Regions from separate parts of the Homo sapiens genome. Here region 2 is linked to region 1. The links are chromatin loops, found by intact Hi-C in ENCODE. Cell type or tissue: heart right ventricle. All regions are shown on one strand. Links, peaks and the distances in the headings refer to the core of each region. The heading gives the core; the rest is flanking DNA. Region 1 overlaps SYNE1 (spectrin repeat containing nuclear envelope protein 1). Region 2 overlaps SYNE1 (spectrin repeat containing nuclear envelope protein 1).

What was found. Hi-C counts contacts between places; a loop is a spot of excess contacts. Peaks named below come from ENCODE experiments on the same cell type or tissue, not always from the same donor. Only the 100,000 strongest peaks of a DNase experiment are listed, where the experiment ranks them.
Region 2: it touches region 1 in a loop (2.0-fold over the local background); 8 of 110 quality-filtered maps call a loop at or near these places.

What each region holds. Positions count from the first base shown.
Region 1 is chr6:152,270,028-152,281,990 of GRCh38, reverse strand. It overlaps SYNE1 (spectrin repeat containing nuclear envelope protein 1), which reads left to right. Exons shown (of 146, transcript NM_182961.4): 97 at 11-184; 98 at 3,711-3,902. Among named protein-coding and RNA genes, the nearest start is that of SYNE1-AS1, 100 kb to the left of the region's middle. In heart right ventricle, for the core only: a CTCF peak has its summit at 9,656; DNase peaks (open chromatin) are centred at 8,769, 9,631 and 10,141; H3K4me3 peaks cover 599 bases; H3K27ac peaks cover 2,500 bases.
Region 2 is chr6:152,160,885-152,172,847 of GRCh38, reverse strand. SYNE1 (spectrin repeat containing nuclear envelope protein 1) reads left to right here. Exons shown (of 146, transcript NM_182961.4): 131 at 8,523-8,685. Among named protein-coding and RNA genes, the nearest start is that of SYNE1-AS1, 210 kb to the left of the region's middle. RefSeq lists a silencer at 1,527-1,727. In heart right ventricle, for the core only: CTCF peaks have their summits at 7,502 and 7,707; no DNase peak of the experiment used is centred there; H3K4me3 peaks cover 1,392 bases; H3K27ac peaks cover 1,442 bases.

The DNA.
Region 1 (11,963 bases), core at 8,471-10,970:
AATTCAACAGGAGAAGTTGAATGATCAGCTGGAGGAACAAAGGCAGGAACAGGCCCTGCAGAGGTATCGCTGTGAAGCCGATGAGCTGGACAGCTGGCTCTTGAGTACCAAGGCCACTCTGGACACTGCGCTGAGTCCACCCAAGGAGCCCATGGACATGGAGGCCCAGCTTATGGACTGCCAGGTACCAAAATGGTCTCAAAGGAATATGTCAACATCATGAAGCACATTTTTTTAAACTACAGAAAACATACTATAAAAAGGCTTGGTGTGGATATATGATTTTTCCCAACCCATAGACTTTATACATTTAAAGAATAGAAAAGTAATACATTATAAAAGCTTAAATGAAATCCAAACTTGGACTCACTTTTTGAAAAACATTGACCACAGTGTCTCCGGCTTCCTAAAGGTCATGTTTAAAAACTGTAGATACCAAAATACCATAATATCTGTATTTAGTACTTATTAAGGAATACAAAGCCAATGGGGAGAATCAGTAGCAGTGAGTCAGACTGGAAATAAACACAACAGGAAGTATCTCTAGGTGCTCTGTTACAATTTTGGTTCTAATCCTGATATATTATTCGGAAAACTTTTCCAAGTGTCAGTTTTAGGCAAACAGGGAGACTGAAGATGGGAAGGCTGTCTTTTGGAGCAGAGAATGTGTTTTCCACCTATGTTAGGGCTCTAGGAATTACTGTGAGGAGTAATTGCATTAAAGTCTTTATTCTAATGCTATTTTCTTACCTCTTTATTATGGAATTTTTCAAAAATGCATATAAGTATAAAGAATAGATAATGAAGTCCCATATGCTTGTCATCAAACTTCAATGATGATCTTCATATTTGACTTCGCACATGGGTGAAGTATACCTTAAAAGCTTTTTCATTTTATTAACTAGGAAATATCTAGAAAACCCTGTCTAGTCTTCAGGGTTAAGTATCAATATATACAACTTTATATTCCTTTTTTTTGGACTCAGAGGAAATATGTGAAAATCATTACTTAGTGCACACTAACTTTTTTCTTAATTTACGGTACACCATTTTGGCTATTCTTATTTGTGATTTGAGATTCATAATATTGATCATTATCATTCGGATTTTTTAATGCTTTAGGAAACTTATCTATGTGTATCCAAAGCACTGTTATTCTTTGCCATGATGATAGAGATTAATTAGCCATATGCAAGTTTTTCTGCTCTTTATATCTTCTTTCTAATGTTTATTTTTTGAGAAGAAACATCTATTAGCCCATTGCCTTTTGGCACTTGAAGTTACCACCCAAACTAACATTTCAAAGTTATGTTTTATCATACTGCCACCTCTCTCTTGTGAAGATATCTGTTTTTATTGTAACACATAAAGTCCATAAACCAGGTAATGTATTTCAATACTTTTCCAAAGTATTAAAATAGTGTTTTGACCATACTTTAAGACAGGGGTGTTCAATCTTTTGGCTTCCCTGGGCCACATTGGAAGAAGAAGAATTGTCTTGGTCCACACATAAAATACACTAGCACTAGATGATGAGCTTAAAAAAAAATTACAAAAAAAAAATAACATTTTAAGAAAGTTTCTGAATTTGTGTTGGCTACATTCAAGGCTGTCCTGGGCCACATGCGGCCCATGGTCCGTGGGTTGGACAAGCTTACTTTAAGAAACTGGAAACATATTAAATCACACCAGAAAATAGTTTTTAAAAATCTAATATTAAATTACTACATTAAATTAATTCAAATTTTAATTAGATTCAATTAAAATCTTACATATAAGCCAGCTAAAATCTTGTCAGTTAAAATCTAATATGAATTCAGTTGCACACTAATTATAACGGTGACTATTACACAGAATTGGAACCACGTGATGTCCTTTGTGGGTCTGGGCACTTCATTTTTGTAGGCTGTTTCCCCCATGGAAGTGCTAAAAATTATGTTTTCAGTTTTACAATTGCTGTGGTACAAAGACTTACATGATTCGGAATAGATTTGTTGTGATGTATTCCATATTATTATATTCAGTTTTTTTCTTTTGATTTTAAAAGAAATTAAAATCAAACATTTTCTTGGGGCTCTAAAAGCATCACAGACCCTCAGCACTGTACTTGCTGTGCCTAATGGTAAAATCAACCCTGCACAGAATTATGTTAATTTCTTAACAATAATCCTCAGGAAATCATCTTTTAATTCCTATTTTAATAAAAGTATTACTCTTCTACTTAGTTCTAGTTTTTTGGTTTGATGTTATATTCTTTTTTTTTTTTTTTTTTTTGAGACAAGGTCTCACTTTGTCACCCAGGCTGGAGAGCAGTGGTGCAACCTCAGCCCACTGCAGCCTTGACTTCCTGGGTTCAAGCAATTCTCCCACCTCAGCCCCGCAAGTGCGGGGAGTACAGGCACGTGCCACCACGCCTGGCTTATTTTTTTGTATTTTTTGGAGAGACGGGGTTTCACTATGTTGCCCAGGCTGGTCTCAAACTCCTGAGCTCAAGCGATCTGCCTGCCTCGGCCTCCCAAAGTGCTGGGATTACAGGTGAGAGCCACCACACCCAGCCTGACTTTATATTCTTAATTTTGATTTTGTATAGGGAAATGAAGTATCTTTTCTCATTAACAAATTACTTTATTTAATATAAAGAAGAAAGTACATTTCAAAGGGTGCAGAATTAACATAAAAACAATGATTTATAAGGAAAGTAAAACTTTTTTTTGTTTTTTTTTTTAGTCTTTTTTGTTTTTTGTTTTAAGTCTTATCTAGGAAGAAGAAAGGCTATTTTTCTTTTTCTCTAATTTAGTCTCCATTTTAGAGGAGACCTTGTCTCAAAAAAAAAAAAAAAAAAAGAAAAGAAAAGAAAAATTGAGAGGCTCAGGCAAATTTTTTATGGACCCCTCTAATACCATAACAGACAATTAAAAGTCACCAGACACAGTGGCTCACACCTGTAATCCCAACACTTTTGGAAGGCTGAGGTGGGAGCATTGTTTGAGCCCAGGAGTTTGAGACCAGCCCAGGCAACAAAGTGAGACCTTGTTTCTGTTGAAAAAATAAAAAATTTAGCCAGGTGTGGTGTCACATGTCTGTGATCCCAGCTACATGGGAGGCTCAGGCAAGGGGATCCCTTGAACCCAGTAGATGGAGGCCGCAGTGAGCCATGTTCATGCCAAAGCACTCCAGCCTGGGCAACAGAACAAGACCCTCCCTCAAAAAAAAACAAAAACAAAAAAGGGCCAGGTGCAGTGGCTCTCACTCCTGTAATCCCAGCACTTTGGGAGGCCGAGGTGGGCGGATCATGAGGTCAGGAGATCTAGACCATCCTAGCTAACACGGTGAAACCCCGTCTCTACTAAAAAACAAAACAGTAGCCGGGCATAGTGGTGGGCGCCTGTAGTCCCAGCTGCTCGGGAGGCTGAGGCAGGAGAATGGCGTGAACCTGGGAGGCGGAGCTTGCAGTGAGTCAAGATCGCTCCACTAAACTCCAGCCTGGGCGACAGAGTGAGATTCTGTCTAAAAAAATAAAAATAAATTAAAAAATATAAAAAAAAAGCCTACAGACTACTTACTCGTCAAGGCCGTGGGAAAACTACAAAAAATCATGAAAGCCTGTCCGTTTCGTAAAAGACTCCAAAGGGCTGTATTTCACTGTGGGAAACAGTCTTTGCAGAGGCTGGGGAGATGTGTGAGTTTCATTCTTATTTCTGTTGCTGCAGAATATGCTGGTGGAAATAGAGCAGAAGGTGGTGGCTTTATCAGAACTGTCAGTCCACAATGAGAACCTGCTGCTGGAGGGCAAAGCTCACACCAAGGACGAGGCCGAGCAGCTGGCTGGAAAGCTGAGAAGGCTCAAGGGGAGCCTGCTGGAGCTGCAGAGAGCCCTGCATGATAAGCAGCTCAACATGCAGGTGAGGGTTCCAGCCGCTGGCCCACAGCTGAAAGTTGGCACACTGTTCACGTGCTCCTTCTAAGGTTTGCCAGGTAAAGGAACAGGTTGGCGGTGACGCGTACTTGTGTGTGTACCTGCTTTACGCTGACATTTTAGCATGCAGCTTTAAGTTTACACTCTTGGACTTTGGCAAACATTTGCAAATAGATTTTGTTAGGACTACTAACAACAGCTGTTCAGCGGAGTGGTGGAGGCAAAAAGCACTCTGACATGAAAGTAACAATGAGAGGAGAGGAACTGGAGAGGGAAAGTAAAGGCTACTCCAGGAGTGTTGCTGTAAAGTGGTATATAGAGGAATGAGATAAGCTATAAGGAGAAGTGGGTCAAAGAAAATTTTATCTCTTTTTTTCTTTTACATTCATCACAATTTGAGTATTTCATTTTAAGATCAGAAAAATAATAAGTTTACACGTTGATGGAAATAACTCAATAGAGGAAAAGTTGGTGAAAAAGGAATGTGGGCAGGGCGCCGTGGCTCACGCCTGTAATCCCAGCACTTTGGGAGGCCGAGACAAGCAGATCACTTGAGGTCAGGAGTTCGAGACCAGACTGGCTAACATGGTGAAACCCCATCTCTGCTAAAAATACAAAAAAAAAAAAAAATTAGCTGGGCCTTGTGGTGGACACCTGTAATCTCAGTTACTCGGGAGGCTGAGGCAGGAGAATTGCTTGAACCTGGGAGGTGGAGATTTCAGTGAGCCGAGATTATATCACTGCACTCCAGTCTGGGCGACAGAGCAAGACTCTGTCTCATAACAAAAAAAAAAAAAAAAAAAAAAAAAAGAAAAAGAAAAAGGAGTGTGATTGCAAGAACAATCTTCTTGTTGGGGAGGAAACGGATAGGATAAAAAGTACACAGGCCAGGTGCGGTGGCTCACACCTGTAATCCCAGCACTTTGGGAAGCCAAGGCTGGCAGATCATGAAGTCAGGAGATGGAGACCATCCTGGCTAACACGGTGAAACCCCGTTTCTAATAAAAATACCAAAAATTAGCCGGGCATAGTGGTGGGCGCCTGTAGTCCCAGCTACTTGGGAAGCTGAGGCAGGAGAATCTCCTGAACCTGAACCTGGGAAGCAGAGGTTACAGTGAGCTGAGATCGCACCACTGCACTCCAGCCTGGGAGACAGAGGGAGACGCCGTCTCAAAAAAAAAAAAAAAAAAAAAAAAGAGTGCAGAGTTTGGTCTTCCCTACCCTTCTTGCTAAGTAAGCCAGGGACCAAATAGTTTAGAAGCCCATTAGCTGCCCCAACCCTATAAGCATCTGATGGTATCATCTGCTCCTTCTTGTGGCCTAATCCAAACTGTGCCTTCCTTTACCATTTACACCTTTCTCCTGCAATAATGGTTGAGACCAGGCCAATCTGTTCTCCAAGTAAAATGAGGAGGGAGGGAAAGCATCTATGTTGGAATACAAATACTGGTAGGAAGTAGGACATAAATATTGTTAACGGAAACTTCATGGAAGTTCACTGTGATTGCTTCTGTTTTCTCAGTGTGAGGATGATTGTTAGGACTAACCTATGTATTTTTTTTTTCGGCTTTTTGCTGATGATATGATTATATGATATGGAAAACCAAACTTAATCAACTAAAAACTATTTAGAAGCAATGGAGAAATTTAGGAAGATGACTGGCTTATTAAAAATATGAAGTTAGGTCATTGAAAAGCATAAAAGAATCCAACAAAAAATAAAAATTAAAAAATGAAGTCAGCCGAGCACAGTGGCTCACGCCTGTATCCCCAGCAATTTGGGAGGCCAAGGCAGGTGGATCACCTGAGGTCGGGAGTTTGAGACCAGCCTGGCCAACATGGTGAAACCCCATCTCTACTAAAAATACAAAAATTAGCCGGGTGTGGTGGGGCATGCCTGTAATCCCAGCTGCTTGGGAGGCTGAGGCATGAGAACTGCTTGAACCTGGGAGGCAGAGGTTGCAGTGAGCCGAGATTGTGCCACTGTGCTCTAGCTTGGGCAACAGAGTGAAATCCTGTCTCAAAAAAAAAAAAAAAAAAAAAAGAAGTCGAGAATTTATAGTTTTTACATAGACAAAAAACAAGTTAGAGGAATAATGTAATATCCCATATAAAATTTTGAAAATGAAGAGTTTTGAGGGATTATTAGTCTTATCATATATGTGTGTGGATTTTTTTTTGTTTTTTTTTTTTTGAGACAGGGTCTTGCTCTGTCACCCAGGCTGGAGTGCAGGGACGCAATCTCAGCTCATTGCAACCTCTGCCTCCCAGTCTCAAGTAATGCTCCCACCTCAGCCTCCTGAGTAGCTGGGACTATAGGCGCGCACCACCTGCCTAGCTAATTTTTTTAATTTTTTGTAGAGATGGAGGTCTCTCAATGTTGCCCAGGCTGGTCTTCAACTCCTGAGCACAGGCAATCCACCCACCTCAGCCTCCCAAAGTGCTGAGATTATAGGCGTGAGCTACCATGCCCGGCCAGTCTAATCACATATTAAAATACAATATTACAATAATTAAAATAGTTTGGTGTTGGCGCAATAAATATGTGAACAGAAAATTAAACAATAACTATTCCAGAAAGAGATTTGGTATGTAAAGGAATTTGATAAATATTTTAGGTGGCATTACAAATCAGTGGACAAAATATGACTCACTCTGTAAATAATCACTTGAAACGTGATAAACTGTATTTTCTACCCCATATTTTACAGAAAAATGTATCACAGGTGGATCAAAGATTTCAATATAAAACTTAAGTCTGCAAGGTACTCAATGTATGATTTTTTTTTTTTAATCTTAGGATAGGGAAAACCTTTGCCAGTATACCCCAAACCCATAATTTTATAGCTTCTTTTAAACTAATACATTGGCAGGGCTTGGTGGCTTATGCCTGTAATCTTAGCAGTTTGGGAGGCTAAGAAGGGAGAATTGCTTGAGCCCAGAAGTTCAAGACCAGCCTGGGTATCATAGCAAAACCCCATCTCTACAAATAATAAAAACATTAGCCGGGCGTGGTGGCACACGCCTGTGGTCCCAGCTACTAAGGAAGCTGGGATGGGAGAAGCTGGGAGGAGGTGGGAGAATCCCTTAAGCCCAGGTGGTTGAGGCTGCAGCGAGCTATGATTGTGCCACTGCACTGCAGCCTGGGTGACAGTGTGAGACGCCAACTAAAAAAATAAACAAATGGGCCATGGCTCCCACCTGTAATCCCAGCACTTTGGGAGGCTGAGGCAGGTGGATCACCTGAGGTCAGGAGTTCGAGACCAGCCTAGCCAACATAGTGAAACTCCGTCTATACTAAAAATACAAAATTAGCCAGGTGTGGTGGTGGGAACCTGTAATCCCAGCTACTCAGGAGGCTGAGGCAGGAGAATCACTTGAACCGAGGAGGCAGAGGTTGCAGTGAGCCGAGATCACGCCATTGCACTCCAGCCTGGGCAACAGGAGTGAAACTCCATCTCAAAAATGAATAAGTAAATAAATAAATAAACAAATAAAAATGAAACTACTACACAAAAATAAAAAAGTTCTGTATGACCCCCCTTCCCCACCCCCAAAAAAGTAACCAAATTGAAAGACATAGACAGGGAGGAATGAGTAACACAAAATAAAACAAAAGACATAGACAAACAGGGAAGAAACTATGCAATTCACAAATCTTTTGTAAAACAATAAGGAAAGATCAAATAATAGAATATGGACAAAAGATATGAAGAGATAATTCACAGGAAAAGAAATATAAATGGACAATGAACATATGAAAAGACGTTTGAACTCTGTGTTGGGTAAATAGATGCAAATAAAAAATATAACTTTTCACTTGGATTTACACACTTGAAAATGCACATGCAATGTGACTTTGTAATTAAAGTCAAAAGAAAAGGTTACACATACTAAAACTGAACAGAAGTAGAATGATTTTCTAGCTGTAAAAGTAGACAGCAATTCACCTAGTTTTGTAAACAGCTATTATAGGTCTAATATATAATGCTTTCTTCTATTTTCAGTGGTGATCTCTGAATGAACTTAATTTCTAAAGAAGCTAAAATAAAGGGAAAGCCTTGAAAGTTTCCTAGGTAGGATAGCAATCATTTATAAAGCTCTTATTACTCCCTTGCCCCACCCTACCGCTAGAGGCAGGTAGTAAGGGAAGGGGCGGCCTGATCCTCACTCACAAGCACAAGAGGGATTAAACAAGGCAGGAACCACAAATTCCAAGGTCTCGTGGCCTGGGAAGGGCAAAACCAATGAGGGGAGCAGGCCCAGCCTGGCCCTTGGCAAGCTGGTCTCCTGTCTAAGAAGCAGCTGTTACTAAGCTCTAGCTATTATCACACAAGAATTTACAAGTGGCATTGCTGGATCTTCTAGTTTTTCAAGAGATAGGGAATGTGGATTTATTTCTAAAGCCTCCCAACTTTTAAACGTTGACATTTAAATCTAAAATTTTAAAATAATTTGTGTGCCAAAGAAAGCATATCCACAAGCCAGGATTGAAATCTGTTTATCTTTTTCCCATTCATTATTAACGAGGTGACCTGGGGCAAGAGCCTTAAATTTTCCACAACTTTCTTACGGATCAGTTTTCTCATCTGTAAAATATGGATAATAATATTTAACTTAAAAAAATTCTTTAGAACATGTGGAAAAAATAATCAAAAAGAAAAAAAACAGTGAGGATTTAAATGCAAGTAATACAATAAATGCTCAAATTGCAGCAGTTAAAATAATTAATAACAATAACCAACTGTTTCCAAATCACATTCTTTGAGACGAAGAAGCTTCTGCTATGCTGAAAGGCCAGGCTTGAGACTTAGCGGGCTGGACTGAGCATGTACACACCACTGTGGTGTCCACACCCAGCAGATCCTGCCCAGGTCCACGGGAATTCTTTAAACTGAGTCAAGTCCTGACCCTGCCCACATTGGGTGAAGTGTAAATACAGAAAAATGTGGTAGTGTTTTACTACATGGAAATTGGTTACTGTTTATTTTTAAACTATCTATAAATTCCATCATCTTTCATCTAATGAAGTTCCCAGCATATAAAATATTACTAGATCTTTTAAAATAATTAGAGCTTCCTGGAAGATTGTTTTTCCATCTGTGGGAAGAAAAGGAGCCCTGTTTACATTATTATTGCCATGAAAAGGATCATGTCCCTTTATGTAGAAAACTAAAAATAATTTGGAGTTAATCTGAAATTAACTAAAGTTAATTGCAGAAAACAAATCATCCATTAAATGCAGCCCTCAGCAATGTTAATGCTCTTTAATTGGGGCTTGGATGATTCAGGAGGGTTGGAATACCTTCCTAAGTCTGTAAGCACACCATTACTTAGTGCTACTGAAGCTGGGAGATGGTAATACCTCTTACCTCCATTCCTTTTAACTAATTTGACTTGCATGGGTATCAGTGAATGACTATGCTTTTTTGTTTCCTATCAAATAGACTGCTTCTCTATGTGAAGATCTTAAGGGCATGTAGTAAGATCTCCTGAATTACGTGGTATCTTCATGAAGCTGGGTCTTTTTCACACATTATCATTCATTAAAAGAACAGAGAGATTGCCCCATAAAATAATAAAAAGCTTTATAAAGAAATGTTTTATGTAATGTTTAGCACTGCCCAGTCCTCATTCATCTTCCAAGGAATGTTCCTGGCAAAAGTGGTTACTGTTCTAGTATTTCCAAAATAAAGTTTATGTAGCCCCACCCAGTGGGGACTGGTGACAGAAACCGCCTAACCTCTGCATTCCCTAGGCATGGCAGAAAACTGTTATCACACCTCAGAGAAAGTAATTACCATAATTACATTCCTTCTGGCTGCACCTTCTTATCCCCAGGGGAAAGAGAATGAAATTTGAACTGGATTCTTAATCATGGTTTGCTTCCTGTGGTCCAAGTCTTATGTTTCACAATGACTAAATCATTCAGAGAAAAATTCACTCACTGAAAAACTGAGTCTAACCGCATAGAATCTGAATATATATCTGTGCATATAAAAGTGAGGAAGTTGTTAAGACCTAACATTTCGATTGTCAGTGTTCCAAATCCAAATTTGGTGTAAGGAACTTGAGCCAACCTCTCTCAATCAGACCATAGTAACTGGTGTAGAAGAGCGTGTTGGGCTCAGGGCTCGGAGAATTTTCCAAGGGAGTCTTCAGGCCGGGCTCTGAAAAACAAATTTTTGCTGAAGAGAAAAGCAGAGAGGAAGTGGCCTGGATCCCACAAAAGCAAGTCAGCAGGTCATGGCCAGGGCCACTACTTTGGCAGCTGGAGCAGCTCTGATGGGGACAACTTTCAGTCTCGTCCACTGATTTCTTGAGGCCATTTTCTATGGGTTCCTTTTGAACTGCTGTTTCAACTTTGCTTGGAAGAACCAGGATCTTTTAGAGCTTATTCTTAGAAGGTGGTGGAGTCTTAGATGAGAGAGAATCTGTTTTCATGCAGAAAATCATGGGTTCCAGTTCTGGGAGAATGCCCATCCACCCAAACTTCCCATCTCTAGGAAAATCACTGCTTATCTTTGAGAAATTCCGCAGAAGGTGGAGAATTTAGTGTCACTAGTCACCCATTCTGAAGGTCTTGCAAAATGCAACTAGCATATATTAGACCATTGCACCCCCGTTGTTCTACCTAAACTGCAATCTCTGGCTGGATCATCTGAAAGGAAAGGAAGTACCTCTGAGCTCGGGTGGGCTCAGAATCTGGGAGAAAGTTTTATATACTATTACCTACAGGTTTTTACTGTTCATTTAGCTTCAAGCACCGACACCGCCTTGCAAAGATAAAGATAAAGTCTATTAGACAATTTAATCATGAGATTCTAATGAAAAAAAGAAGAAACAGAAAGGTAAACAGATCCCATCTATTTCCCTAAAATGGTGAGTATAAAACTCTGAAAATAGGAGAGCGAGAGAAGGGTCTCTGTGGGCAGTTAGGTTGGATGAGCTGGAATGGCTGGGTCCCATGTTGTGCTCAGACATTGCAAAGAACAACCAGGGGCAGGCGAGCAGCAGCTCCAGAAATAGATGGCAGGAGGCTCCTCCGTGGAAGCAACCTGTAAAATATCCTTCCTCTGCCCCATGGTACGCCAGCCCTGCTGTCCTCTTCACTGCTCTGTTCTCTCTGAAATGGCAAATTTCTTTCACCTTAGGGTCTTTGTGCCAACTGTTCCCTGGGTCTGAATGCCCTCACTCTAGATCTTTGCAAGGCTGGTGGTCTCTCGTCATGCAGAGTGCAATTGTCTCTTCTAAAGATGCTTCCTTAGGCCTCCCTAAAACTTTCTATCCCATTATCAGTCTCTGTAGGCCTTATCTTCAGCTCAGTTATCTGTTTGTTTATAGTCTAACTCCCCACCAGGGCCCTCATCTGGCTTCCAAAACACTCCCAGCTTCTAGAACAGTGTCTAGTGAGTGCTTATTAAGTAGTGAATGAGTTATATTGAAATTATAATTTATCCTTTGACAGATGAATCTATGTGAGTAGAAAAGCTCTCATTCAGAACTAATCCCATTTGATGTGCAACATTTTAGGGCCTTTCAAATTCCATTAGAATAATCAGGCAGGAAGGATCAACTCTTGCCTAGGTGCTGAGTCATTACTTTGGTCTTTCTCCTTTAGTCAGACTTTCTCCAAGCCAGCTTAGCAATGGGCCAGTTTCTGGTGATGGTGATGGAGGGAGTGAAGGGTACTTTTTCAGAGATCTCACCTTTAATAATCACACCACTGACCTCTCAAGGCTCAATTAAGCTTTGAATTTGTAAAATGGTAACCACACGTGCCCACAGTAAATGACTTTTTTTAATGTGCTAATTGATGGTTCTGAAAGAAAGACTCTTAAAGAGTTTTCATCTTTGAGTACAGTCTATTAATTATGTAGGTCAGTCTATAAATATTATTATATAAACAGCAGACTCTCAAAGATAGAGAATTCTAGGAATAATTTAAATCTATCGCCCTAGTAGGGTAGACACAGAAGGTTTACACAGACCAGTATCAGGGATGAGGCTTCCTGCCTAGTTCAGTGTCTTGGGACTTGAGTTACTG
Region 2 (11,963 bases), core at 6,247-8,746, 110 kb after region 1:
GCAGAACATTTTTATCATCTCAGAAAGTTCTGTTGTTCAGCAGTGGCCTAGATAATTAAAGTACCTCTGAGCCCTTGGCTTTTTTTAAAAGTCAACATAAGAAGCTGTCATTGGTGACGCATCACTCTAATTTCTGTAAAACTGCCTTTAAGAATACTGGCTCTCGTTTTGTCAATGAATCCAGTGCAGAAAATCCACATAGCAATTTCTCTAGAGCTCAGGACTAAAAGGAAATCTGTCTTTTTAGTATTAATTCTTCAATGTTTCTTATCACAGACAACGAATTAGTAACATTTCTCATCTTAGCATCTAGGAAGGTCAAATTCAACTTGCGCACTCTGTTGTGATGATTTGGGGGCAGGGAAGTGGGTAACTGGACCTTCTAATAGAGAAAATTCTTTTTCTCTCGGCTAAACCTAAATCCCCATCACCAAGGCAAAAGCATCCTTTAGTTATTTGGCTGTTATCTTTTTGTTTTTCTCAATAGCAGCTTTTTTGGGGATATAATCCACATGCCGTATAACTCATCTATCTAAAGCATGTAATTCAGTGATTTTAGTATATTTATAAAGCTATGCATCTATTACTCCAATCAATTTTAAAACACTTTCGTCAGTCCCAAATAAAAACAGTTACCCATTAGCCGTCACTCTTTTCTTCCCTCCTCTTCCTTCCCCACTTCTCCCAGCCCTGGGAAACTACTAATCTACTTTCTGTTTCTACATGTTTACCTGTTCTGAATAGTTCATATACATAGGTCATATAATATGTGGCCTTTTGTGACTGGTTGTTTTTAATCTCTATATTTATTATAATTGCCTCAACATTTTGTAGAAGTAGAGTAAAAACAAGTAATTTTTTAAAATGATTGAACGCCTACTATATATGAAGTACTATGCTTCTTGCTATAGGGCAGAGGTTGGCAAATGTTTTCTGTAGAGGACCAGATAGTAAATATTTTTAGTTTTGTGGGCCAAATAGTCTCTGTTGCTATTAGCGTGTTATTATAGAGTGAAAGCAGCCATAGAAAAATCTGTAAATAGAAAACCATGGCAGTGCTCCCACAAAATTTTGTTTACCAAAACAGGTGGCCTGCTCTAGGGATATAAAGATGAGAAAGAAAATGGTCCCTAACCAAATAAGTGTCATAATGCAAGTACACAAGCGTTCCTCACTGCAGGGCCTCTTCCTTTCTATTCTCTCTTCCTGGGCATTCTCCTGCCTGCCCCTGGCCTGGCCAGCTCCTGATTGGTTCTTCCTGTTTTTCCTTCTCTCCAGATTAGATCAGATTCTTCTTACGGGCTCAGTAGGCTTCTCCTTCATAGCATTTCCCTGAACTATGTGAAATCTTGTGTGATCAGTCATTTTAAGCCTGTTTTCTCTGCTAAAATGTAAGTGTATCTAACCTTGATCACCATAGTAGTCCCAGCCCCTGACCTTGTTCTTTGCACATAGCAGTCACTCCCGTATTTGCTGAGTTTCTCAAATCTAAACCATAGGGTGGAAAACGTACGCACACAAATGAAAGCATACACAAAGCAAAGCATTGGCTTCGGGCTTCAGCTGCCTGAGTCATAGCGTGATTCTGCTTCACCAACTTGCTTATCTTCTCAGCACCTCGGTTACCACATGTATAAAATGAGAATCATAATAGTAGCTAGCTCAGAAGAATGATTAGTGGTTTACCACTGTATTAGTCCATTTTCATGCTGCTGATAAAGACAACTCGAGACTGGGTGATTTATAAAGAAAAACATGTTTAATGGACTCACAGTTCCACATGGCTGGGGAGGCCTCACAATTATGGTGGAAGGCGAAAGGCACATCTTACATGGTGGCAGACAGGAGAGAATGAAAGCCAGGCAAAAGGGGAAACCCCTTATAAAATCATCAGATCTCATGAGATTTATTCGCTACCACAAGAACAGTCTGGGGGAAACCACCCCCATGACTCAATTATCTCCCATCGGGTCCCTTCCACAACGCATAGGAATTGTGGGAGCTACAAGTCAAGATGAGATTTGGGTAGTGACACAGCTAAACCATATCAACCGCTAAGCATAGAATATGTTCAATAGAGGTCAGCTCTCATCCCAGAGGGAGTTCAAAGGCTGTGGAGGTAAAACACATATGCAGTGCAAGCAAGGCTTTGTGAAGTTCCTAGCAGCTGCCCTCAGGAGGACTTTCAGTTTAAAGGGTGTTCTACCCACGTTGGAGGTCAAAGGAAATGAAATTCTTGGAATTCACGGCTGGTATTACCTAAGGGTGTTTGAGTCGGAAGGTGCCTGGTAAGGATCAGGAATGCATTGATGCGATGAGCACAGAAACAGCACAGAACTAATCAAGAGGCCTGAGTTTAGTCCACCTGGTTCCTGCTGTGTGGCCCAGGTCTTACTGAGTAACTTCTCTGAGCCTCAAGTTGCTCATTTTCAAAGTGTTAATGAAACTAACTGCCACATCTCCAATGAGAAAATGCAAGGGAAAGGACTGTGTTTACTATAAAACAATGTCTATGCCAGTCTCATTCTTTTAGAAACCTGCAGAGTATTCCATAGTATAAATATACCACAACTTATCTAGGATTTTCTGTATCAATGAACATTGCCATTTTTGCTCTTTGAATAATTGTATCTTTAGAGCTTTGCCTTGTCTCATATTTAGTTCATTGGAATACATATATTATGCTAACAATAATAAGCATGAAAAAAATTTCAAATTTTTTAACTCCATGAGGTAAACTAAATAAGGTAAAAGAAATTAAACTAAGGAAATTATGACAATAAAATGTTTTGAAGACTTCAGGTTTTTTAAAATGTTAGTCATAATCAAGAAAAAAACAAAGTTGCCTATAGTGGTAGATTCATAACCAATATATTTCTTTAATCAAAGTTTAAAATATTTTCATTTCTGATTACTAAAAATACATTAATATAAGAAGAATGATTGTTTTATAAAAGAATTCACAGTACAATATCTTTAAGTACTATGTTTTCTAGAATTTATTTCTTATATAAAATGCAGTTTTCTTTAATTTTTTATTTTTTTTTTTGAGATTGGGTTTGCGCTGTCACCCAGGCTGTAGTGCACTGGTGCAGTAATGGCTCACTGCAGCCTCAGCCTCCTGGGCTCAAGCAGTCTTCCTCCCACTTCATTACCTGGGACTACAGATGCATGCCACTGTGCCTGGATAATCTTTTGATTTTTTTTTTTTTTTTTTTTTGAGATGAGGTGTCACTTTGTAACCCAGGCTGGCAGGTGTATTTCCTTTTTTTTTTTTTTTTTTTTTGAGATGGAGTCTCGCTCTGTCACCCAGGCTGGAGTGCAGTGGCGCCATCTCAGCTCACTGCAAGCTCTGCCTCCCAGGTTCACGCCATTCTCCTGCCTCAGCCTCCCGAGTAGCTGGGACTACAGGTGCCCGCCACCACGCCCAGCTAATTTTTTGTATTTTTAGTAGAGACAGGGTTTCACAGTGTTAGCCAGGATGGTCTTGATCTCCTGACCTTGTGATCCACCAACCTCAGCCTCCCAAAGTGCTGGGATTACAGGCGTGAGCCACCAATGTATTTCTTTTATTAAGAAAATGTGTTTCCTGTAGTGTTCTGTTTTAAAAACAGTCAACTCACATGACCAGAACCAGATGCTTTGTTTTATTTTAGTTACAAATCATCATGTAGTCCTTTTTGGAAAGAACTTAGCAAATTTTCATTATTTATTTAATATTTATTATTTATTTGTGTGTAGTTTTTAATCCCCTAAAGGATGTAAAGCATCCAGCATTAATCATATTTTATTGAATTATAGGAATTAATAATTTGGGGACTTATTTTCTTTAAAAGTATAAATTATTAAATTATCATCTGCTTAGTGCAGAAAGTTTGGAAACTCTTGAAATTCACAAAAGAAAAAGAGTTACCTGAAGACCCCCTGAGCAAATGAATATAGTTATTTTTTTAATTGTCTTAAAATGAAAATGTTATTTTTGTCATCTACATGATTATTTTTAAAGGACAAAAGTTTTGCATATGTAAGGGAGAATAATATTTCTTCCTTATTTTTCCTCCCCAAATAGTCTACTCAAAGATAAAGAGCATGTACTTTCCCACCTTCGCAAACAACCCCTAAAACTCTTGCATACACTACCGAGCTGGCATACTGAACCCAAAAAAGAAGGAAGTTACTCCTTTTGCTACTACCATTTGCTGTGTTTGTGGACATTTTGTTTGTTTGCAGTGGGATGATTTGTTTTCTTTAAATAGCTTTCCCAGCATAACAAACTGCCCGCAAGAAAAGTTGACTGTCCTTACAGAACAGCAGAGTGTGTGCAGCCGATGTTGTTTTTGCTGTCCTTTCTTTAGACCTGTAGCTTCCTCCTCCTTACAGATTACACTGAGCTTTTTCCCCTTCTTACACTCGTGGCCTACATTCCAGGAGATCAAGCCTGGCACATGTTAATGAATGTAGGTTTTATTTAGAAACATGACCACTTGTCACTGCCCAGTGTCATGTTATCGGGCAGAGACTACCAACATTTGTCTACAGTGAGCATTTTCATACTTCTATACACAGACAAGGGGAAACTTTCATCCCCACGCAGGATATAGCTTTTTGCTCTGCAGAGTCTAACTTTTGCAAGTGGAAGCTTCATGGTGGTGGCGGAGGACCTGAGTGCCCTGAGGATGGCAGAGGACAGCTGTGTGGATGCAGATCTCCCAGATTGTAACTGCGATGTCACAAGGCAGGCATCTTCTTGAGTTTCTTCCATTGTACATAGCTTTCATGTTACGTGGGGTTTGTAGGATAGACGCTGGAAGCCTTAATCCAGAACTGTTTTTGCCAATGTTACATGAAGAGGATTGGTGTTGGGAGATAGCTGGCCATGTGGACTCCCAAGAGTTATTCGTTGGTTTGTTTTCTAGTACCTCTACTGGGCATGCAGAGCTGGACAAAAAGGTTAATGGACTTTATTATGACTCTGTATTCCAGTTGTCTCTGGACCGTATGCGTCATACAAGGAGTATGGCTAGAGTAGAGAGGCTGAGACACAGGAAAGCGATCCAGAAAAAGACTCAGTTAGTCCATCATCTGCTATTTAAAGGATGGGCTTCTGATGAAACTGAAATTTAGCCTTAGCTGGTTCACAGCTTTGTAGTTGAAAGCTTTCCTTTCATGAAATAAAACTATTTCAGGGCTCTAGAAAATGCTGTGTGTTTGAGAAAGTTGCTTTTGTTTGTGCTTGTCAGTAAGTTTTAGTCCCTAATATGAAGCTTATAAAATATATGTGCAAAGTGTACAAATTAATGTCTAAAATAGTAATTTAGTGCATTATGCAAATGTTTAGTTCATGATTTTTTTCAGTTAGAATAAAAATATGACAGGAATTTTTTTAATATGTTTTTCTTTACTGTATCATCCCTCAGATAAATTTCTACAAATGAATAGGATTTACCCAATGGTAATTTTTGTTCTATTATATTTAGAATTTGGACTTTTTGTTTTGTTTTGGGTTATGGATATACTAAATTACTTTGAAGGAAAGTGGTGAAATATAGATACAATATATATAGATATATAAGCATATATGTGTAAGTACGTATATACATATTTATGTGTGTTTGTATATACGTGTTTCAGTGTTAAGAAGCTGGACATTTGGATTTCATAGTAGAATCCTTTTCAAGAAAGGTCAAGTGCCTGTGATACACACTGGACTGTGAAAGAACCATAAGCTGCAGGGACTTACAGATTTATCAAGCTGCTAAACTTACCCAGACATGTGACGTCTGCAAGTATCTAATTTGAATGATAATCCTGGATGCTTACCAAAAGTAATGTTGCTCAGACTTCTCACGATGATAGATAAATAAAAATACTGTGACGCTTCACCCAAAAATTATCTTTAAAGAAATAATGGAAAGAAACATGGGACATTTCTCCTAAAAAAAAGAATGATCCCTGTCCTGCAAATAAATGTCAAGTTTAATAAGCCAAGGCTTATTAATCCTACTACCCATGCCCTACAGGCTCACCTCTGCTCCCCCAGCACACATGCACACTGTATTTTGCTATTTGTAGTAAAAACACAATTTTTAAAAAAATGAAAAAGAACTGCTTAAATGTTCACCCCCGTCGACTTTACTAAATTTACACATTTGCTTGAAAGAGGAACTTGTCCCTAATGGACTATATGAACACACATTTCCATGTCATGATGCCCTTGACATATTGCATACTAACCACTCTGACTTGGAACTCATTCGATATTACAAAAGCTATCCTGTAATTTATTTTTCTAATGTAGACGGTCCTATGGAACAGTGTTTACTTGCATCCTTTTGTGCTTTGGATCTTTTGATCATATTTGTGAGTTTTGAACCAAAAAAACGAATGAATTTTAGTACTTGACAAATAGAGCACTGGCAAATGTTGAATCTAGAAGTAAAACTTAATACACACTTAATATCAAATAAAAATTTTAAAATGAAAACATGTTAATTAAATAAACACAATTCGCTTAGAATATTCATTATTAATGTTTAGCAACCACTTAAACAGTACCCAGTTTAGTGCAAAGCACTGAGTTTAGCATGGCCGGGGTAGGGAAATAGCCAAATATAGAAATTCACATTTCCAGCTTTCCAAGGAAGTTACCATGGAGGAGACCAATTAATGCATGAATAATACCAGGGAACTAAAATAAGGAAGGGAGAAAACAAGCACTCCAACCTCTAGTAAAACCCTGATGACATTACCATCCCCAAGCCTAGTAAGTGTTCAGATCCTACGAAATCTGAAGTCATGCAGGAGAGGCTGCTGAGAAGACATTCCTACAGATGTAAAAGCAGGACGGACCTCTCTGTGCTGTGTGCCATTCTTCAGGCCTCTTCCAGTGGGTTTATTGATGGTAAACTCTTCTTTCAGTCTGGGGCACTATGGCCAGAGCCATGTAAAATTCCATGTCCATGCTGTGGTCGATCAAATGCACTCCATGAGCTTTGTACCCAGTAGCCATAATAAAACTGTCATTCACTGACTGATGCCCAGATGAATTTTGTCTTAGCCATGAGAGAAATGTGAGTGAGTTGTATGTAAAAGTTCTTGGAAATAGTGTTCAAGGCCAATGCCTTGAAGTGTCTGGGGGACAGGGTACAATTTGTATTTATAAAGCTAATTGGGGAAATCTTATCTCGAGTGGAATTGTAAGTCACAATAAACATTGTAACATATTTTCATTTTCTACCAAAAGAATATATTGTGAAATATGAACATAATTTTTTAAATACACATTTTTTAAAACAATAAAAGGTAATGTTCCTGAGGGTTTTTACAAACTGAAAATGTTATTCAAATAGAAGAATTATTAATTACAATTATTAAAATATAGATATTATTAACAGCTGACCATAGTGAAAATCCTTTAAGAGCATTTATATGACAGTGCTTTGAGGAAAAATGACAAAAAGGAAAAGCGATCATGTTGTCAAATGACTACATTTTCACTTGAGAGAGACACATTGATTTATTGAAACTGGAACAGAAGTGATGATAACAATTTTAAGCAACTAAAAATAAATCAAATGTTCAAAATACTTTGATTATGAGACATTTTCTTCGGAACAGTGTGTCTTGATCAGAGAAACGTATCAGAACCACCTGGCGGTGGTGGCTGGTAGTTGGCACCTGTGGTTTGAAAGCACCCTCCACTGACTGTGTGACAATCCCAGCTTGAGAATCACTTCTTTAAATGCCTGGAAGTAATGTGGGGGTGGGGGAGGGGGCGCGAATATCTGATGACTCTAAGTGTATAAGTTGTCAATCTTTGAGAACATTCTATTGCAGATCCCTGCCTTTAAATGTATCACAAACCTAGAGTCTTACAAGTCATGTTGCTCTTGACATATTTTCAAGAAGATAGATACCTCTTCAGTTGAGCCAAGATGACACCCTAGCAGCTTGAAGTATTTTGCTCATCTGCTGTTTACCTCTGTTATGAGCAGTGCCAATTAGGTGGCCATATTTCCTGAACCAAAAGGCGAGACTCATAGTCTAAAGGTAGCAGCAATTTTTAAATAAGGGCACTAATAGATCATTGATCATATGCTTATTATCACCATGACCTTTCTCTTTAGAGCAATCTGTGTACACTCAGCCATGTCAGGCTCTTAACAGGGAGTCAATAATTGATTTTTGCTGTAAGTAGGTAGTAATGGAGTTGAGAAATACTACCTGTGGTTCTTCCCAAACTTCTGATCACACCTTGCTCACACTGGGAAAACTGTGTTCAAAACTAATTTATCTATCTCTGCTCCTGTGCCCTGGACCCCTGCCTCCTCTGCATCCTTGCTCCTTTGTCTGTATTCATCTCTAATTTCTATCCTCCTTTGTCTTCTGTCTTTGGCTTCTTCCACATGAGTTTCTAACTCTGCCTAAAAAGATTGTTAAAGCCCAGTGTTCTCCTCTGCACGCTAGAGAAACATGAGTGGGCCTCTCGCTGAAGTGGGACATTCCCCCTTCTCTGCCCACAGGGTGAAGAAGCTGAAGGAGACCCTGGTAGCCGTGCAGCAGCTTGATAAGAACATGAGCAGCCTGAGGACCTGGCTCGCTCACATCGAGTCAGAGCTGGCCAAGCCAATAGTCTACGATTCCTGTAACTCGGAAGAAATACAGAGAAAGCTTAATGAGCAGCAGGTAAGACTTAAAATGGAAATGGAATTAATAAGCCATGGAATATCTGTCCTCCTGGCCAGGATGATGGGGTGGGCATGAGATGGTGCCTGGAGATGGAAGGTCAGCAGGGAGCTAGGCAGGACTGGTGAGGAAGGGGGCTTTGCCTAGGCAGGCGATTGAGGCCAACAGGTTCCATGTCACTGCAGAGTTCAGCCTTACAAAGATGGTTGTGCCATTGTACAGTTAGTGTCATCCATCCACCAAGAAGCCTTCTAAGATGGTAGGTAAGGTGGAGTTGCAATTACGTATCTAAAACAGTGCTAACAGATTGGTTTATTTATTTGAGAGTCACTAGCCCTAGCCCACTACCATACACTTAGACAGGACTGAAAGGAGCCCCCCTGCCCCCGACTTTTTTTCCTGTGTATAGTGTTTGGGGAAAGATTACAAGGCATACTTAGAATTTTTCAAGTTGAAAAAATTTTGTTTTGCAAAAAGGATTGCATGACCTGCAGATCGCACACAGTAATTCCACTTTCATGTGTGTAGCAAAGACAGAATATCTCACTGGCGGCGTACAACCCAACAAAGCAAAAAGGGATGATCCTGGAAAATGTATACAGAAGAAATTTTCACCTCCCATTCCCTCCCTCATTTATTCTTTCTTTTTTTTTTTTTTTTTCCTGAGACAGAGTCTCACTCTGTTGCCCAGGCTGGAGTGTAGTAGTGCGATCTCAGCTCACTGCAACCTCCACTTCCCAGGTTTAAGCGATTCTCCTGCCTCAGCCTCCCAAGTAGCTGAGATTACAGGCATGCACCACCATGCCTGGCTAATTTTTGTATTGTTAATAGAGACGGAGTTTCGCCATGATGGCCAAGCTGGTCTCAAACTCCTGACCTCAAGTGATCTGCCCACCCTCGGCCTCACAAAGTGCTGGGATTACAGGCGTGAGCCACTGTGCCAGGCCCCCTCATTTATCCTTGCTAAGTATATCGGACTCCAGTTGCCAATAGCAAACACTGTAAATCCCCCGCTAGAGGTATTGTTACTCCATGCATTTAGGTTGCTTTGAATATTCTATCCACACTCTGGTTCTCTCCATTACATTTAGGCCATTGCAGCAAAGTTGCTTAATTTTAAAATGCTATAAAATGTAAATACCTCCTATTTTTAAAATCTTATAGTTTATGTACTTACTTCATTTTACAGACTATTTAAGCCAATGAAATAGGTGTCAAAATACAGTTTTGGGTGTTGAGGTTTTTTTAATATTAAAATTATCATTAAAATTTTTTTCTTTCTAATGAATATATAGTAATTGTACATATGTGTGGGGTACAACGTGGTGCTTCAATGCATATTTTCATAGTGTAATAATCAAACAAACTGAGGTAATTTGATTACCATATCTATCACTTTAAACATTTATCATTTCTTACAATACTCAAAATCTTCTCTTCTAGCTATCTTGAAACATACACTATATTCCATTGCTTTAAAAAAACTGTTAGCAAGACGTTTTTCAATTTTTATGAAATTAAAGTTTTCTGATGGGTGGTGATGTTTGAGATTCTGATGATTGAATTGTAGGGATCCTGGTTGGCATCCGGCTTCCCAGATTCTTCCAGAGAACATGGTAATGATGTCTATAGTGATGAGTTGAAATGCAAATGGCGGGTATCGTAATTTCACAAGTGTATGAAAATCAACAAAATATCTAGTTAAATATGGCAAATTGATCATATGTATTTATAGCCCCACCTACTACTAAAACCCCAATAAAATGATGGTAGAGAGGGAAAAAGGTTAAAACCACAATGGCAAAGAGAACAGGAGAGAAAATGGTAGAGATGACAGACATCCAACATAATTTTGCAAGATAGAAAGTGGATAGATCAGTGATGTTGTTAACAGAATGGAGGGTGGAGAAAGTTGATTCATGCCACAGAGTTCGAAGAAGGCTCAGAAAGTGGAGATCAGGTGAAGCTGAAAGTTGAGTTGCCTATTGAGCTGTAAAATGGAAGATTACTTGAAAATCTGAATAAGGTGTGCTGAGACTGGCAGATTCCTCCTAAGCCCAGCCAGCCAGGGAACTCTGCTTCCTTTACTCAGGTAGAAGATCAGATGATTACTCTCTGGAGAAAGCAAACCAGAGGGACTCTGGGTTTGGGGATCAGGACACCGTGGAGGCTAGAGTCACTATGTTAAAAATGGGGAGATGATGTGACTGGCTCAATACCAAATGCTAGGGCTCCCAGCCCGCTTCCCCAGCTTGGCTCCCACTATGTCAGTACCCAGGCTTACACCCTAGCCAGGAGATTGGAGCATCCTTTCTGGAGAACTGATCAGACAAGCAAAAAGTACCTTCAATTAGTGATACTTAAGGTAACCCAGAAAAGGCCAGACCCCTGCCTAACTCTCCACAGGGAAGCCTCCCAGTTGACATACTTTAGGTGCATACACAGCTTCTATAGCTGACTCATTCTTGAATATGTGTGGGTAGGCAAGAATCCTCACCACTTAAGAAAGCTTCTACCATTAAGAAAAAAAAATAAATAGAGGGAAATAAAGAAAGGAACAATCAGAGGAAACACATTGTAGAGAAAGAAAATGTAAACAAAACAAAACAAACAAACTCACAGAAATGAGAGGTTTTGCATTCATAAAATGATAGGATGCCATTTTTCTTTAAAAAAAGCATTCAGAATGGAGACTATCTTCCACAGAGTAAAACAAAAAGATAAATATATGAAAAATAGGAGAGAAATATAGACATAAACATAATAAAATTAACAATAATGCCAGAGTTTCAAAATCCAATTCAGTTATTTTGTAAAAGTCCCCTGCTAAAAAAAAATAAAGAAAATAGAGAGGAGAAAATTACCATAGTAGTAATGTAATATATATATTTATTATTAAATAATATATGTTTATTATGAAATAAATAATGTAGTAATGTAAAAATATATTTTATATATTTATTATTAAATATATATTTATATTTTTGTTACATTACTACGATGTTAATTTTCTCCTCTCCATTTTCTTTATTCTTTTTTGGGGGGACTTTTATAAAATAACTGAATTGGATTTTGAAACTCTCGCATTATTGTTAATTTTATTATGTTTATGTCTATATTTCTCTCCTATTTTTCATATATTTATCTTTTTGTTTACTTTGTGGAAGATTACACGTATATGTGTACACACATTACACATATGTGTGTGTATATATATTCATATATATATCTAAAATGAAAAACATGCATTTGCAGATGATAAGGGCTGTATGAGTGCC